Regions from separate parts of the Mus musculus genome. Here region 2 is linked to region 1. A link is a loop called in an ENCODE intact Hi-C map of the cell type or tissue named here. Cell type or tissue: heart. All regions are shown on one strand.

Region 1 (8,000 bases):
GCTGAATGCTTAAAATACCTTGCTTTTATAGAGGACCTGAATTTAGTTCCCAGCACCTATATGGTGTCTCACAACCATTTGTAACTCTACTTCCAGGGAATCCAACATCCTCTTAAAGCCTCCTTGTGTACCAGACATACACATGGTACACATATATATATAGTCAGCCAAAATGCTAATGCATAAAGAAATCTACCCCATTTTTAAGGTTGGAAGCCTGTTTATTTCATGAATGATGAGAAATGGTCATTCTGGCAGAAGACTGTAATATCAGTATTTGGGAGGCTGAGGCAAGCCTGGACCACAGAACAAGATTCTAATCTTAAAAAAAAACTCACAAATTAAATTCTGCCTTACAGAAACATCTTAACTATATCACCATCCTTATGTATCTGAGGCTGGCTTTGAATTTAATATACAGCTGAGGCTGCCCTTGAATTCCCAATTCTACCACATTCACTTCACAAGTGTTGGGAGTACAGGTGTGTGCCATCATATCCGGCCAAATTACACCTTTTAAGTTTCAAGGTAAACTGGCTTAGAAACAAAACTATATGCTAAAACTGGAGCATTAAATGACATAGTAGCACTGGGATTATAGAATTCTCAAAGAATTAGTGAAATATATTTAAAAAAAAACTGCAATTCTTGCCACCTACAACAAGCAGTAGAGCTGGTCCCAAGGCCATGAGAGCCCTGGGTAGCACAACAGAGCTGGCCCTGGTGGTGTGGGGCGGGTAAGCCACTTCAGAAGGCCTGAGAGTGAGAGAGCTGGCTCTGTTCTCTTGCCAGTCTGGGCAGTAGTTGAGCTATCCACTACTTGGGGCAGTGCTGGAGAGTCTGTCCTGGTCATGTGGGTGTGGGAGAGCTGCTGGGCTAACCAGCTAAGCTACCACCCAAATCTGGATTTTGAGTTGTCTCACCCCAACATCTACACCACCTATGAACTGCTGTAGCATGTGAAGGGACTGGTCTTACAGATTAAAAACTGCAGGATTTCCATGACACAGGGCAGCAACAGGATATATCCAAGAGAGGTCCTGGTGAAGATCCAATATTGATAGTGTAGCAGAAGCCAAAGTCCTCGAAATGACCATTTGTAAGTAAAAAGTGTGGGAAAAGGCTATACTGTGGGACACACTACAGCTTCCACAATGAGATGTTGTTTGTTTTCTTTTGGAGGGTTGGTGCAATGATGGAAGGTGGGTATAAAGGGATGGGGAGAGGAATATGGGATTGGCATGCATGATGAGAAACTCATAAAGAACAATAAAAAATACTGGAATGTTTATTACTACCATAAGAAAAAGGCACTCATTAAAGTATTTAATAAAATGATAAATACATGACACATTTTAGCTTTACCTCCTTTCCTTATGAAAACCAAGGGAAAGACTAGGGATGTAGATCAGCGGTAGACCACTAACCTAACAGCGGTAAAGCCCCAGGTCTCTCTCTCCCAGCAATGAAGAGAGATTAACAAATCAAGCCAACAACATGATTCTACCTATCATCTCACTGGCAGAAGCTCTATGAAGCTTATGAGGTGGTACCATGCCAAGGTACCCAAAATATTTTCAGGAGAGATTAACTGGTGTTTTCGTATCAATAATTAATGACTGCTTGAGGTGTTAAGAGAAGGAAAAGCAAATATCTCAGCAACATACAAAGTAACAATTTCAGTGAGTTGAGTTTGGAAAATCAGAGAAGGTTTCCCGGGAATTAAGTAAACCTCAAAACAAAACAATGGCTGAAAAGCCTAGAAAGGTAGAACAAAAGCAGTTAAGAAGGAAGCAGGATAAACTTAAGTCCTGAGGTGTGGAAATAAGTCATGGCTTTGAGGGACCAGTTAGTTGCCTGGATGTTGCTTTAATATAGGTTAGGTGGAAGATAAAGTAGAGATCAAGGGCCAAAAATTGGGAATCTGACTGAATTTTTAAGGACCCTGGATTTTGGCCTGCAAACTGCAACCTAAAGAATGGATTAAAGTAAAGTTAATGATTCTAGTTAGGAAACTACTCCAACCAACTAAGTACAGAAATTCAAGCCGATGAGCCTCAAACCACCAGGCAAATGAAAAAGGAGGAGGAGGAGGAGGAGGAAGAGGAAGGAGAGGAAGAGGAAGAGAAGAAGAAGAAGACATCAAAGACCATACATTGTATGATTCCATTTATGTGAACTATCCAGAAAAGGCAATCTTGCAGAGATAGAAGGTGAGTTGGTACATAGGGCTTGTTGGTACATGCCTGTAGTCGCTTCACTTAGGGGATGGAGCCATACGTATCAGTAATTTAAGGCTTGTCATGCTCAGTTCCATCATATGTCTGAGGCTATTTGGGACTGTCAAAGAGAGACAGAAAACAGAGAGAAGAGGGATAGTAGTTACCTGCTGACATATTAAGGGAAGAGGTACTGTGAATAGGCAAAAAGGTAATTTTTTGGGCTATGGAACTATTCCTTAAAACTGTTTTTTTTTTTTAAAAAATTCATTTATTTATTATATGTAAGTACACTGTAGCTGTCTTCAGACACTCCAGAAGAGGGCATCAGATTTCGTTTAGGCTGGTTGTGAGCCACCATGTGGTTGCTGGGATTTGAACTCAGGACCTTTGGAAGAGCAGTCGGCGCTCTTAACCACTGAGCCATCTCACCAGCCCCTAAAACTGGTTTTCAATACTATTTAATTTACAAAAGTCATCACTGAACAAGTAAGTGGGGAGAAATCCACTTGTGAATGAAAAAAGCAAAACAAAACAAAAACAAAACATTTTTTTCCAGAGGGACAACAGGAACAAAGGGTATGTGGTGTATTGATGAAATATATAAGGGCAACTCAAGTTTCTAGCCTGAAGGGTAGAGGTGACATTGGTACTATTAAAGGGAAAGAAGCAAAGGAAGAGGTCATTTAGGTAGTCAGGTGAAGGGGCTGCTTATCTTAACTGTGTGCTAGTCTCCAAGCACTGGGTACCAGGAATCTGAGCCAGCCAGTAGCCTCCTTTGTCATGTTTACAATGTAATGTTCTCATTACAAAGTAGTAATGAGAAGCTAGGGTGGACAGAACAATTTTAAGTGAACACTGACTGTTTTTACGATCACATATAGATAAGAAACGCTTGATTTAGGACACATTTCTTTCTACTTGCTCTATAATAAATGAACTTACAGCTTACGTATCACGATGGAAATCTTGAGAAGCAAAAATTTTGGTTTTGCATCACTTGCTCCTGCTTATCAAAGAGCTGGAATTAAAGCATCATCGGAAAGTGACCATTACAAACGTAATCAAAGTACCGAAGTTAATCCAGGTGAAGCTCAAGTTAGTAAAAAAGCAAAACAAACTCACAATCCCGGTGATACTTTAAATAAATAATACTACAATTAAAAACTTTCACAATATAAATTGTGTCACAGAAAATTCGAATATAATGCAGCTTCCTTTTGGTAAGAGTGAGATTTGAACTGTCTACAAACCAATCTTGTTTGTGATAGCAAGATTTCGGCTATTATGTATGTCAAACAAGGAAAACATAACCAACAAGTACTTAAGGCCGTTTTGATTTGAAACATGACTCAGGAGTCATGGGTGTGGCTTCAAGCCTCTGCCTTCAGTCGCAGTTTTCTCATTTGTTAACAATGGCCAGGGCACAGTTGGGTAAGTTTTGCTATTTTCACTGGGTTAATGATTCTCAGTATACAGAGAAGGGCAGGGCAAGGGAAAGGACAGACACCTGCTCACTGCAGTCTGCCTAAACGCCCACAGTCAACAAGCAGGACTGTGCAGGCTTCTGTAAGCCGGGCATTCCAGGCTAGTGGTACAGCAGCTCCAGAGTTTGTTCAACAACTCAAAAGGGAGGTCCGCGAGGGAGGACCATTTAAGACCTTCTCGCTTCTGACTGCCTACCTTCACTGCGTACAACTTGCCGCCTTTCTGTCCCAGGTACACTTTCCCGAATGCACCACGGCTAATGGGCTTCACTATGGTGAACTCCTCAATGGAGGGTGGTCTTGGTACCGGGATCCTACTCACGCACTCCTCTATCGCCGCACCTCCTTCATTCTCCTCACTTGCCGAGGCGGACTCCATTGCTGCACAGCTCGCCCTGCAGCAGCAACTCCCGCCAGCTAGATTCAAAAGGTTTCGCCTACGCCGGACGCCTCCCGTGACGTCACCGCGCGTCTGCGCTCTGCCGGCTCCCTGTAAGCAGGCATCGACGGGTGGGGGCCGGCGGCACTGCTGGGCGCAGTCTGCGGAGCGCTAGGCGGAGCCGGCGGCGCTGCCGGAAGGGGCGCTGGGCGGGGCTCAGCCGCGGATACACGGGCTGTTTTTGTGACGAGGCAGTGCATTCTGGCCAATGAGCAAGGGACTAAGACTTTATGTAGTCTGGTGGGGTCCTTCCGAGTCTCAGTCAAGATCTGCAGTTCTCCCTCCCTCCGCATGAGCTAGAAGCCAGGCCGACTGTTAAGTAAAGCAATGGCTAGGGATGATGTGTGGAAGCTAGCGAAGCCACAGAATGTGGAGAGCCTGGGTGAGCGTTAAGTGCGTTTGACCGCGTACTGAATTCAGAAACAGAGTAGGAGCGACTAGAAGAACATCCAATTTATTGTGGAGGTGGTGATAGGAACCTCGAAAAACCACCCCAAAGTGACAGAGTCCCCGGAAGAGGCGGAGCGCTGACGGGCGGGGGCGGGGTGAACGCGGAGGCTTGCTCCGGAAGCACTGTACCTATGGTCTTCCGGGGCAGATGTCGTCGTAGCAGCTGTCGGGAGGGGAAGCCATTTTTTCGTTTCTGGGAGGAGTAAGGGAGAAACTGGGAGAAAAGCAAAGAGAAATAAAGAGAAAATAAAAGGGCTCAGCCCCTTTCCTCGGAGCTGAAGCTAAGAAGCAGTTTCGGCTGGCCGGTAAGATCTCGAGGGCCCGGAGATGTTCTCCCTGTCGAGCACTGTGCAGCCTCAGGTGAGCCCAGCATTCAGGCGTTTTCCTGCGTCCCTTTTGCGACTTTTCCCCGGATGCTGTAGTAGAATCGGTGTTTCTGAAGCAAAATTAGTGAGGGAAGCGACGAACCCTGTTTGAGTCGCAGGCTGAAAAGGAGATCAGGGGACAGTGCTGAGACTATGACCTGACACTAACCGTGGTGAACATCACATAGCGTATCCACTGGCTTGCACAGAATTTCTGTTGACAATTCAGGGACTGTTTAGGGTTGGACAGTCTGAGATGGGGATTTGTGAAATCTGCGAGAAAGGTAAAGAAGACAGTGTTCTTTCCATCCATCTATTTCTGATTACCCTTTTTTCCTTTCAAGCCGAATTTAGTTCAAACATACTCTAATAATTCGAATAGCATCACAATTTCTTTCTTTCTGGGTAGAATTAACTTGTGCACATTTTTGAATCATTAGATTCTTGCAATTAAATTTTAAACATTTTTTAAAAAATCAGGACCCAAATTATGTTAATTTTTCCTTGTTTCATTAAAATTTGTTTTCTTTTTGGGGGGGAAGGTGTTAACAATGTTTAATTAATTAATTAATTATATTTTATTTTTTGAGGCGAGGTTTCATTGTCTATCTTTGCTGTCCTAGTCCTTATTATGTCCAGGCTGGCCTCCTAAGTGTTGGGATCATGGCTCCCACCACCATCACACCAGATGCACCATCAACTTGTCTTGAGGATTATTCCTTGGGAGGCAGGCAGAGAATCTAGAGATGTTACATAGTGAGACTTGTCTCAAAAGACTGCCCCCCCAAATGTTCGTTACATCTTACTACCTGCCTCTTTTTGTGTTCCTATGGAATTGGTAGACTAATGGAGAAAGGAATTGCTTAGCTGCTACTTAGGCAGCAAGCGAACCAAGCAAATGTAGATTTCTCCTAGTCACTGGAAATAAAGATGAACAATAAACGGATATTTCGCCGGGCGTGGTGGCGCACGCCTTTAATTCCAGCACTTGGGAGGCAGAGGCAGGCGGATCTCTGAGTTCAAGGCCAGCTTGGTCTACAAAGTAAGTTCCAGGACAGTCAGGGCTACACAGAGAAACCCTGTCTCGAAAAACCATAAGTAAATAAATAAATAAATAAACGGGAATTTCAGGCAGACAGAAAAATATAAATATAAAATCCTGTGAGGAACAAAAGTCAGGCCCATGTGGCAAGAACAGAGTGGCTAAAGGGAGGTTGGAGAGAAGCCTTGAGGCAGTTACAGAGTTCGATTCATTTGATTTCTGTGACCAGGTTGTCATTTGGAGGCTTGCTCTGGCTTCTTGTGTGGAGAATATGAAAGGGCAAAAGTGTAAGTGTTGTAGATTTAAGGATGCTGTTGCTCTGACACAGGAAAGGCATTCAGTAATTATGGAAAAGAAATTGCTTTGTCTAGTGTGGCACCTCTAATTCCAGACTTGGTGAGAGGGTCAAGAGGATTAGGATTTGGCAGCCAACCTGTCTCACAAAAATTAAAGTAGAGAAGAAAAGAAGTAATAGAATTTCACTCAGTGTAAGTGGGAGAGATGGTGGAAAGTGATATTTCTGTGTTGGTCAGCTTGATACAAGAAAATGCTGTTTTTTTAGGATGACAGTGTCTGGAGAAGTTTTAGTAATTAAAGATGTCTGATAGAGACTGTTGAATATAATATTAATTTATATGAAGAAAGCATGGTGAATAGTATACCATCATGAGGTAGACAGCATAACATGGTAGAAGAGCAAAAGAACAAGGGGGAAACCCACTCTGGTGGCGTAAAGACTGGATTTCCATGGCTTATATACTTGCTTATTGTGGGTTTTGTACAACCCCATGTAGCACAGAGCAGTTTGTAGTTCTGTGCTATTCTTCCTAGCTAATCGCCTTCCACCTCTTACTGCTGTTATAGTGGAAACTGAATTAAGCATAATTTTTAAAGGGACTCTGCGTTCACAGCAAGAAGTATAACACTGGCTAATTTTAATGTCAGGGGTTGAATTAGTTAAATTATTAGACTTGGTTTATAATCAGAGCCGATTATTTTATTCACTTAACAAAAATGCCTATTTAGCATTCTCTGTATTCACACTTGTCATGGGTTGCAACATAGAATACTAAAGTAGAAAAAATACTTGCCATATGGAGTTTATCTTTTAGTTGGATAATATGCTACAACAAAAGAAATTCTTAATTTTTGTAGTCTTCCTTGTGCCAAGCTTCTGTTGTATTCTTAGAATTTCTTGAGTTATGAAGCTTATGATTTCATAAGCTCCATGGATTACATTTGTGTTTGTCCTAACGAGATAACTTGAATCTGCAAATAGTCCTGGAATGGGACTAGTCAGACCAGATAATTTCATCATACTGTAATTCCCACTTTTGGAGGCAGTAATTGTTGAGCCGCTGGGTGGTGAGTTCCTGTGCAGAAGGGTTTTACATTGTAACTCCATAGAGGGTGTCCTCCACTGGGTGTTCTTTCCAGGCCTTGCCATATGTACTTCTTTCAGATGTTCTTATGGCTGGTAAATGTAAGGAAAGTGTTTTCATGTGTTCTTTGAGCCATTTCTAACACAGGGAATGAAGGGACATGTTATGAAGTGAGGTAATATAAAAACCAAACTGTAGAAGATTTTCAAGTTCTACAAGTGTTAGATTTTAAGCAGAAGCATGACCTAGCAGACTTTCATGATGGTGACTTTTATCTCTTGCTGGTAGTGTGGTACAGCTGGGGAAGGGCAGAAACAGATTAGCTAGTGGGATTTAGAGCAAGATGGTGGCAAAAAATCAGAAAATTCTTGGTGTGAACTTTTGCTTTTAATGTTTGTGAAGCTTTATTTTGCCCCCTCCCTAATAGTTGTTTTCTCCAGCTTTTTCCCATTTGTTTTAAATTTATGTTGAAAAAAATTGTTTTATTAGTGTGCATCATTTGTCAAATTACTTCCTTAGAATAAATTTCTAGAAAGTAGACTTTAGAGAATGAAAGTCTATGTATTTCAAGTTAATTAATTTTTGTGTCAGTGTGTAGTCCTCCTGACTGGCCTTG
Region 2 (8,000 bases), 87 kb before region 1:
CAAACTTAATCTTTATTCATTTGTGCTTTGTTGGGCACATAAATGTAGCATTTTATGTTTTTAAGACCAAAAGTATTTTAAAAATAAAACATCTATAGCAATGCATAATCAAGAATACTGCAAATTGCTGGGCAGTGGTGGCGCACGCCTTTAATCCCAGCACTCGGGAGGCAGAGGCAGGGGGATTTCTGTGTTTGAGGTCCACCTGGTCTACAGAGTGAGTTCCAGGACAGCCAGGGCTATACAGAGAAACCCTGTCTCGAAAAACCAAAAACAAACAAAAACAAAAAACAAAGAAGAATACTGCAAATTAAGTAATATACAAAAATACTTAAAGACATTAAACAGTGTCTCATGGGATCAAATTTTCAGTTAGAATTGTAACTTCACATAATTAGAAGACAGTTTGGGAACTGACTCCATCTATCACATTCATGAATATATTACAGCAGGACTTAACATGTTAAATCAACAAAGCTTACAAATTGCTTTTTTAAAATTTATTTTCGCCAGGCGCGGTGGTGCACCCCTTTAATCCCAGCACTTGGGAGACAGAGGCAGGTGGATTTCTGAGTTCGAGGCCAGTCTGGTCTACAAAGTGAGTTCCAGGACAGCCAGGACTATACAGAGAAACCCTGTCTCAAAAAACCAAAAAAAAAAAAAATATTTTCAATATGTGTATGTGTGTGTGCCTGTTGTGTGAGTATCTGCACACATGTGCATGTGCCTGTAGAGGTCAGAGGAGTCATATCTCCTGGATCTGGAGTTTCTGGTGGGTGTGGGCCCCATAATGTGGGCTCCAGGACTCACCTTTGGTCCTATAGAGGAGCAGTGCAGTTCTTGACTGTTGAGTGAGCTCTCTAACCCCAAACAAGACCTTTTCTAAAAATCAGATGTATTTATTCTTTGTTACCAGTGTGAGTGTTTTGCCTACAAGATATATACCCCACATGGCTGTGTGGTACCAGAGGAAGTCAGAAGAGGGCATTGGATCCCCAAGAACTGATGTTACTAGAGGTTGTTAACCCCTGCATGAGTGCTAGGAACCAAACTTGGATCCGTTGCAAGAGCAACCAGTGCTCTGAAGTACTGAGACTAATCTCTAGAGTTTTGTTGTTGTTGGTGGTGTTTTTTTTTTTTTTTTTTTTTTGTGTTAAAGACAGGGTCTGTCAATATGACTGTACAAGAATACACCATGTAGACCAGGCTGGCCTTGAACTCACAGAAACTTGACTGTCTCTCTGAGTGCTATGATTAAAGTCATGCAACACCATCTCTCTTTCTATTTTTAGCTGAGAATCTCACTATTTTGGAAATGCTTGTTTGAACTCCTGAGTTAAGGGTGTGATTCTCATGTCTCTGTTTCCCTTGTGTATGTGTAAGCCAGAGTACAACTTTTGGGCATTAGTTCTTGACTGCCAACATGTGGGTTCTGGAAACTGAACTCAGGTTGTTAAGTTGGTGGCAAGCACTTTTACGCACTGAGCCATATCACTGGCCCTTGACTCATTACTTTCAAAAAAAATTAATTTCTTTAAGGAATATGTGAAAAATGTATATGTCTATGTGATCATATATTTTATATCTACATATATACATACATTCTATAATATTTAAACTAGGTTAAACACATCAATTTAAAACAAGATATTTAAATTTTTTTTTTAATTTTTTATTAGGTATTTAGCTCATTTACATTTCCAATGCTATACCAAAAGTCCCCCATACCCACCCACCCCCACTCCCCTACCCACCCACTCCCCCTTTTTGGCTCTGGCGTTCCCCTGTACTGGGGCATATAAAGTTTGCGTGTCCAATGGGCCTCTCTTTCCAGTGATGGCCGACTAGGTCATCTTTTGATACATATGCAGCTAGAGTCAAGAGCTCCGGGGTACTGGTTAGTTCATAATGTTGTAAAACAAGATATTTAAATATTTTAATAATTGTTTTTTAATGAGTATTAGTGTTTTGGGTACATGTTTTGGGTATATCTATGCCTGGTACCTAAGGAAGCAGGAAGAGGGTGTCAGAGCCCATGAAACTACAGTTACAGACATTGTGAGCCACCATGTGGGTGCTGGGAATTGAACCTGGGTCTTCTGGAAGAGTGGTCAGTGCTCTTAACCAGAGCTATCTATCTCCTTGAATTTTTTCTTTGAAATAAAAACATCACATTTTCCTTCCAGTTTTTGAAACATACCACACATGATTATCTAGTCATTCCACTATATCACATCAGAGCTTCTACTCTTATCCATTTATAACTTATTCCCATGAGTTAAATTCCCACAATTTTCTTCTACTTCCTGCTCCACATCTTGGTAACTATCCTACGTGCAACTTCTCTCAAGTAATAGGCAGCTGTGTTAGTTTGAGTTATTATTGCAGTGATGAAACACCATAACTCGGGATGCAGAAGCAGGTGTATTTCTGAGTTCGAGGCCAGCCTGGTCTACAGAGTGAGTTCCAGGACAGCCAGGGCTATACAGAGAAACCCTGTCTTGAAAACAACAACAACAAATTATAATAAATAAATTCAGTGCAATCACTGGCAAAATATGCTGTCATTAGTCTGTCATTAGTAACTAATGATCTACAGAACCAGTAGGGTAGCTCATTACATAAGTCTAATGAGCAGTTGTCGAAATCAAGTATTAAAAATAAACACCCAACACTTTTTCAGAATATATATACCTGAGTATACTAGGAGTGACTGAGAAGCACCCAAGTTCAAGAAAAGAGTAGGTGAGGCAAAGATAAACACACAAAGCGTTCTCATGTTGAGAAGGTTAGAAAACTTGTGTTTCCCTTTTACATGATTAGGACAAGTCACATATTCATAGCAGGTTTTATGATTTGACTGACACTCGCTTGCTAAATCATTAAATTTTAGGACCTTGGGCAAGTCAACTATCATTTCCTCATCTATCAACACCTTACAGTGCTTTTGAAACAGATCATACGTTTGCCAAACATCACACATATGAAGGCGGTGAAGTACTAGGGAGCGGTTCTCTAGTGAAGCCTGCGTTCCTCCAGTGCCTTTGGTCTTTTTGATTAAACGATCAGTGAGTCCGGAACTGTTTCTGGGGTACTTTTGAATACAGGCCGCATGAGCCCTGAAAGAACTCTTCAGACGACACTGTTCTCAATACCCAGATAAACAAGCTATGTCAGAGGATTCCTTTCTGCTCGAAGCTTAAGAAGTACTTCGGAGACGCCCCAAACGCAATCCGGAAGAAAGGAACTTCCGCCACACACAGGAAGGGTGGGCTACAAGGAAAAACCGAACCGGAACCGGAGGGGGACTACGCCAGCCTACAGAGGAAGGTGTCCGGAAGCGCCGGGGGACTACAGTTCCCATAAGCCCGCGGGGGCAAGGTGCGGGGCAGGCGTCGAGACAAAACGGACAGGCCTTGCCAGTCATTTGGCTATATCAAGGTAAATGCCGACATCGCGGCTCCAAGGGAAGAGTGACTTATAGTTCGCAACTAGATTTTTACGAGTAATCTTCCCAACCCATCCTAAACCGACAAAACTGACGTTCCCAGCGGGGCGTCCTTGAGATTTCCAGGCCACGGCACTCTACGCCTGCGGGGAGCTTCCTAAGTGCCTACAACGCGGGCATTACGTTGTTCACCGACCATCTCCATCCCTAGCCTCCGGCGGAGCTGGACGTGGCTGTGCCTGTCTCCTGGGCCTGGAGAGTGGGTAGTGGAGGTGTTGCGCAGCAGGCCGCCACCGCTCACCTTTGCTCTCTCCGCGGCCACCCTTGGGGCCAGACGGTGAAAGCTGTCCCAGACTTGGGGGCCAGGGCTAAGCCCTTCCATCCTTGCCCTTAATCCTCCCTTTCTCCCCTTTAGCGTGTTGTATATCCACAGAAGAGGTCAAGTGCCTTCTCCTAGGTCACAGAGAGTAAATGTCAAAAGAAGTTTTGAAGCCACTTTTATGATTCACTCCCTTCTCCGGTTTAACCCCGAGGCTAGGCATTGAGGACCACCGACTCTTGTGTTTTTCTTTTCTTTAAACACTAGCGGTATCCAGGGGCCACCTTTAGGACCTGGCATAGAATCCTAGCGCGTCACCAGGCTTGCTGTCCTCAGCCCGAACATAAACAAGCACCGGGTTCTCCACAGACCAACCCCAGCCGGAGCGCCTTGCAGCCTCTTTTCCCCTCCTCTGAGAACGCGCAGCCCGTGCACGTCACCGCGGCGGAGCGGGTGGGTGGGGTTTGCTGCACGGCGGCCGCGGCGGCGGAGGCTAGTGGGTCCTCCGGTGACTCTGGGGCGGGGCTGTGGGGCGGCTGCCCACCGACGGCAGAACTTCTCAGGAATGGGGGGTGTGATTGGTTGGCCGGCATCTTCCGGGTGGGAGAAAGGGTCCGCTATCACGGGCGGCTCAACCTCCAAGGCCTGCTGCTAGAGATGCTCTTCCTCGCGGTGAGTTGTTTGGCTGTTTTTGTTGGCTGGGATGTACTCTTAGACACGCCCCACGAAGGAGGAAGGAACCGGGCCACCTGAGTTGATGTGGCCTTGATTGGGCAGGCAAAGGGGAATTGACCAGCTATGCTCCTGTCATTAATCCGCTGCTGCGCTCGGTGTTCAGTTTCATGCAGGCTCTTGGGGAAGCTGGTGCTGCTGCTGCTGTGTGATTACCGCGGACAGACCTTGGGACCGAGGCCGGCGCTGGCAGCTGGAGATGGCGGACACACCGTCAGTGTATGAAACCAGATTTGAGGCGGCCGTGAAGGTGATCCAGAGTTTGCCGAAAAATGGTATGTGCAGTGGGCTCTAGGTAAAAGACCTTTTCCAGCTGCTTCTAGTCTACCTTATTTAGCGCCCCCTCTCGCTCTGTCATTAAAAGAAATGTAATTGAAAGAAATGTAATTGAAAGAATGGTATTGAATGCTAATTAATTACCGCTGATTTTTGAGGCCAAAGGCGACGTATTATCTAGGTTTTAAGTAGTTTATATTCTTGAGAACAAGTCTTATCACTTAATGACTGTGGATTTGGGAAAGTTAAAAAACAAAAACAAAAACTGGGGAGGGATGTCTGGTGCTACCTAACTCAAAAGTGTAATCCGAACCTTCAGAAACTTTGATATGAAGCGGAAAGGAAAGGACAACTATATTCTCGTGTAAAATGATTATTTTGACTATGATGTGTCAGGTACGGTTTTCTTTGTGTGTATCCTGGCAACAGCTTGTAAAACTTTTTATAATTTTGTCTGACCAGTGTTAAGGATTTTTTTTTCCATCACTAAATTTTTTTTTCAGTGTTCTAAATAGAGAAGCTTGGGAAGAGAGACTTTTACTTTGAAATTTTATATCCATTTGCATTGTGATTTACTTTTCATAATAAATTAGATTAAAATTATCTTAAGCATTTTTATTGTGTGTGCTAGATTTGTAGGCCAAGTCAAACATAACATTACTATATTTGTATAGTATTTAATGTCTTCCCACTTTTCTTTTCTTTTTCTTTTTTTTTTTTTTTTTTTTTTTTCGAGACAGGGTTTCTCCGTGTAGCCCTGGCTGTCCTGGAACTCACTTTGTAGACCAGGCTGGTCTCGAACTCAGAAATCCGCCTGCCTCTGCCTCCCAAGTGCTGGGATTAAAGGCGTGTGCCACCATTGCCCAGCTATCTTCCCACTTTTCATGTATCATCATTTGGCTAAAAAATTAGTAGTAAGCATAGTTCATTCCAGTAAGAAATTTTCCGGAGGCATAGTTTTGGAAGCTTGTAGGGCATGTGTTGGCATGTACAAAGCCCTTATTTAGTTCCTGCACACCTTCAGAATCAGTGGCACAGGCTGCTTTGCGATGCCAGCTTTCTTGGAGGATCAGGAGGGCTGGAGCTTTGATTTGGCAGTGGATCACTTGCTTACTGTGTAGAAGCTCTAGGCTCCATGGTGTTGTCTATGTTTCACTTTGTATTGGAGGAGAACACAGTGAAGACTAAAGGGTAAGTCCAAATAAGCTGAAGGAAGGAAGGAGTAATAAGACCAGTGTGGTGATGGATGCCTTTAATCTCAGGACTCCAGAGGCAAAGGCAGTTGGATCTTACGAGTTCAAGGCCAGTCTGATCTGGATAATGAGAACCTGTCTCAAAAAACAAAAAAGAAAATAGCATAAGAACTCAATTAGACATTTACTAAAAAAATTGTTTTAAATTTTATTTACATTGGTGTTCTGCCCCCAAGTATGTCTGTGTGAGAATGTCCGATCCCCTGGAACTGGAGTTACAGTTATGATCATGAACTGTTATGTGGGCGCTGAGATTTGAACGCAGGTCCTTTGGAAGAGTGGCTAGTGCTCTTAACACTTGAGCCACCTCTCCAGCTCCAGATATGGAGATTTTTTAAATGTTCCACTAGGAGTATTTATAGGAAGGTATGATTTCAGAATTTCATGTAAGTAGTGTGTTCACTTCTCTAAGCCCTGCATTTGATATATCTTTGAAAATTGATGTTAGACCCAATCTTTCTATTCTTACTACTTCATTATTTTATATTCTATGTATTAAGAAATCTATATATAATGGAATGCAGGCTACCCAGTTTGGGTTACAAAGCAAGATCCAAGGTGTTTTGTTTTGTTTTTTGTTTTTGTTTTGTTTTTTTTTGTATTGAGAAATTAAGATAAACTTGTTAAATGGACCTTGCAACAGATGTGGTGTGCTGTGTCTCAGTGATAGAGGTTGCCAGGGACCTTGAGTTTAATATTCAAAGAAAAAAGGGTGGGGGCAGGCCTGGCTGGATGACAGAGTAGGCATTTAGCAGGCATGAAGCTATCAATAATAGAGACAACCCCCCTCCCTGTGGAAAAAGACAAAAAGGCACGTGTGCTAGTCAGCACTTAATGCACTGTCCCTAAAGCTAACTGATATATCTGAACAACATCTGCTACAATGATGCTAAATATCTTTGTAGTTTTTTTTTTTGTATTTTGTTTTTTAGACAAAAACTTGCTGTGTACCTCAAGCTGGCCTCAAATTTGGGAGATTTTCTTGTTCCTGCTTCTGAGTCCTAGGATTTTGGATGTGCTCTACCATGCATGGCTTGTAATACTTTATTTAGTGACTTGTTCACTTGTATTTCTTTACTTATTGGCAGTATTTGGGATTGAACCTTGGCCTTTCAACATCCGAAGCAAGTGCTCTGCCTTTATGCTGTCTTTCCAGAGTTATTTTAAATTATTTGGTTGGCTTTGAATTATTTTGCAATGAGATCTTGAAGCTGTTGTTATTTTTTGCCTAACTTTTATTTATAGTTTACAGTAATGAGGGTGAGGGAGGTGCTTCCTTGGTTAAGAGTGCTGCTGCTTTTTAGAAGACCCAAGTTTATTTCCCAGTGCCCATCCCACCTATAACTTCAGCTCTGGGGAGTGCACTGCCTTCTTCTGGCCTCCTCCAGTACTGGCATGCACTTACTTAGGATGTTGAAGGCCAAGCTTCAGTCCCCAATACTGCCAATAAATAAAGAAATACAAATAAATAAGCAGTTAAATAAATAAACTAGTATAAGCCATGCATGGTAGATCATATCTATAATCGTAGTGCACAAATAAAAATAAAATTACAGGGCTGTAGAGATGGCTCAGTGGTTAAGAGCACTGACTGCTCTTCCAGAGGTCCTGGGTTCAATTCCCAGCAACCACATGGTGGCTCACAGCCATCTGAAATGGGATCTGATGCCCTTCTCTGGTGTGTCTGAAGACAGCTACAGTGTACTTAAATATAATAAAATAAATCTTAAAAAAAAAAAATTCCCAGTAACCACATGGTGGCTCACAGCCATCTGTAATGGGATCCAATGACCTCTTCTGGTGTGTCTGAAGACAGCTACAGTGTATTCATACATAAAATAAATCTTTGAAAAAATAAAATTACAAACAAACCTAATTATGTAAGGATTGATAGACTCTTAGTTATTAGACATGTAAATTTAAACACATCTGTTGCTTATGTCATAGGAACATCCTTAGGACAGAAGTAATG

Evidence for each region. Peaks named below come from ENCODE experiments on the same cell type or tissue, not always from the same donor. Only the 100,000 strongest peaks of a DNase experiment are listed, where the experiment ranks them.
Region 2: a loop joins it to region 1, with 5 times the contacts of the local background. A loop is called at or near these places in 9 of 42 quality-filtered maps.

Annotation. Positions count from the first base shown.
Region 1 is chr2:23,151,777-23,159,776 of GRCm38, forward strand. Mastl (microtubule associated serine/threonine kinase-like) reads right to left here and starts at 4,248. Exons shown (of 12, transcript NM_025979.4): 1 at 3,903-4,248. The coding sequence starts at 4,085. It overlaps Yme1l1 (YME1-like 1 (S. cerevisiae)), which reads left to right and starts at 4,729. Exons shown (of 19, transcript NM_013771.5): 1 at 4,729-4,955. The coding sequence starts at 4,923. In heart, CTCF peaks have their summits at 4,273 and 4,482; DNase peaks (open chromatin) are centred at 4,255 and 4,675; H3K4me3 peaks cover 3,152 bases; H3K27ac peaks cover 1,863 bases.
Region 2 is chr2:23,064,846-23,072,845 of GRCm38, forward strand. Acbd5 (acyl-Coenzyme A binding domain containing 5) reads left to right here and starts at 4,227. Exons shown (of 14, transcript NM_001355637.1): 1 at 4,227-4,439; 2 at 4,606-4,774. The coding sequence starts at 4,425. In heart, CTCF peaks have their summits at 3,275, 3,476 and 4,826; DNase peaks (open chromatin) are centred at 3,316 and 4,216; H3K4me3 peaks cover 2,909 bases; H3K27ac peaks cover 2,375 bases.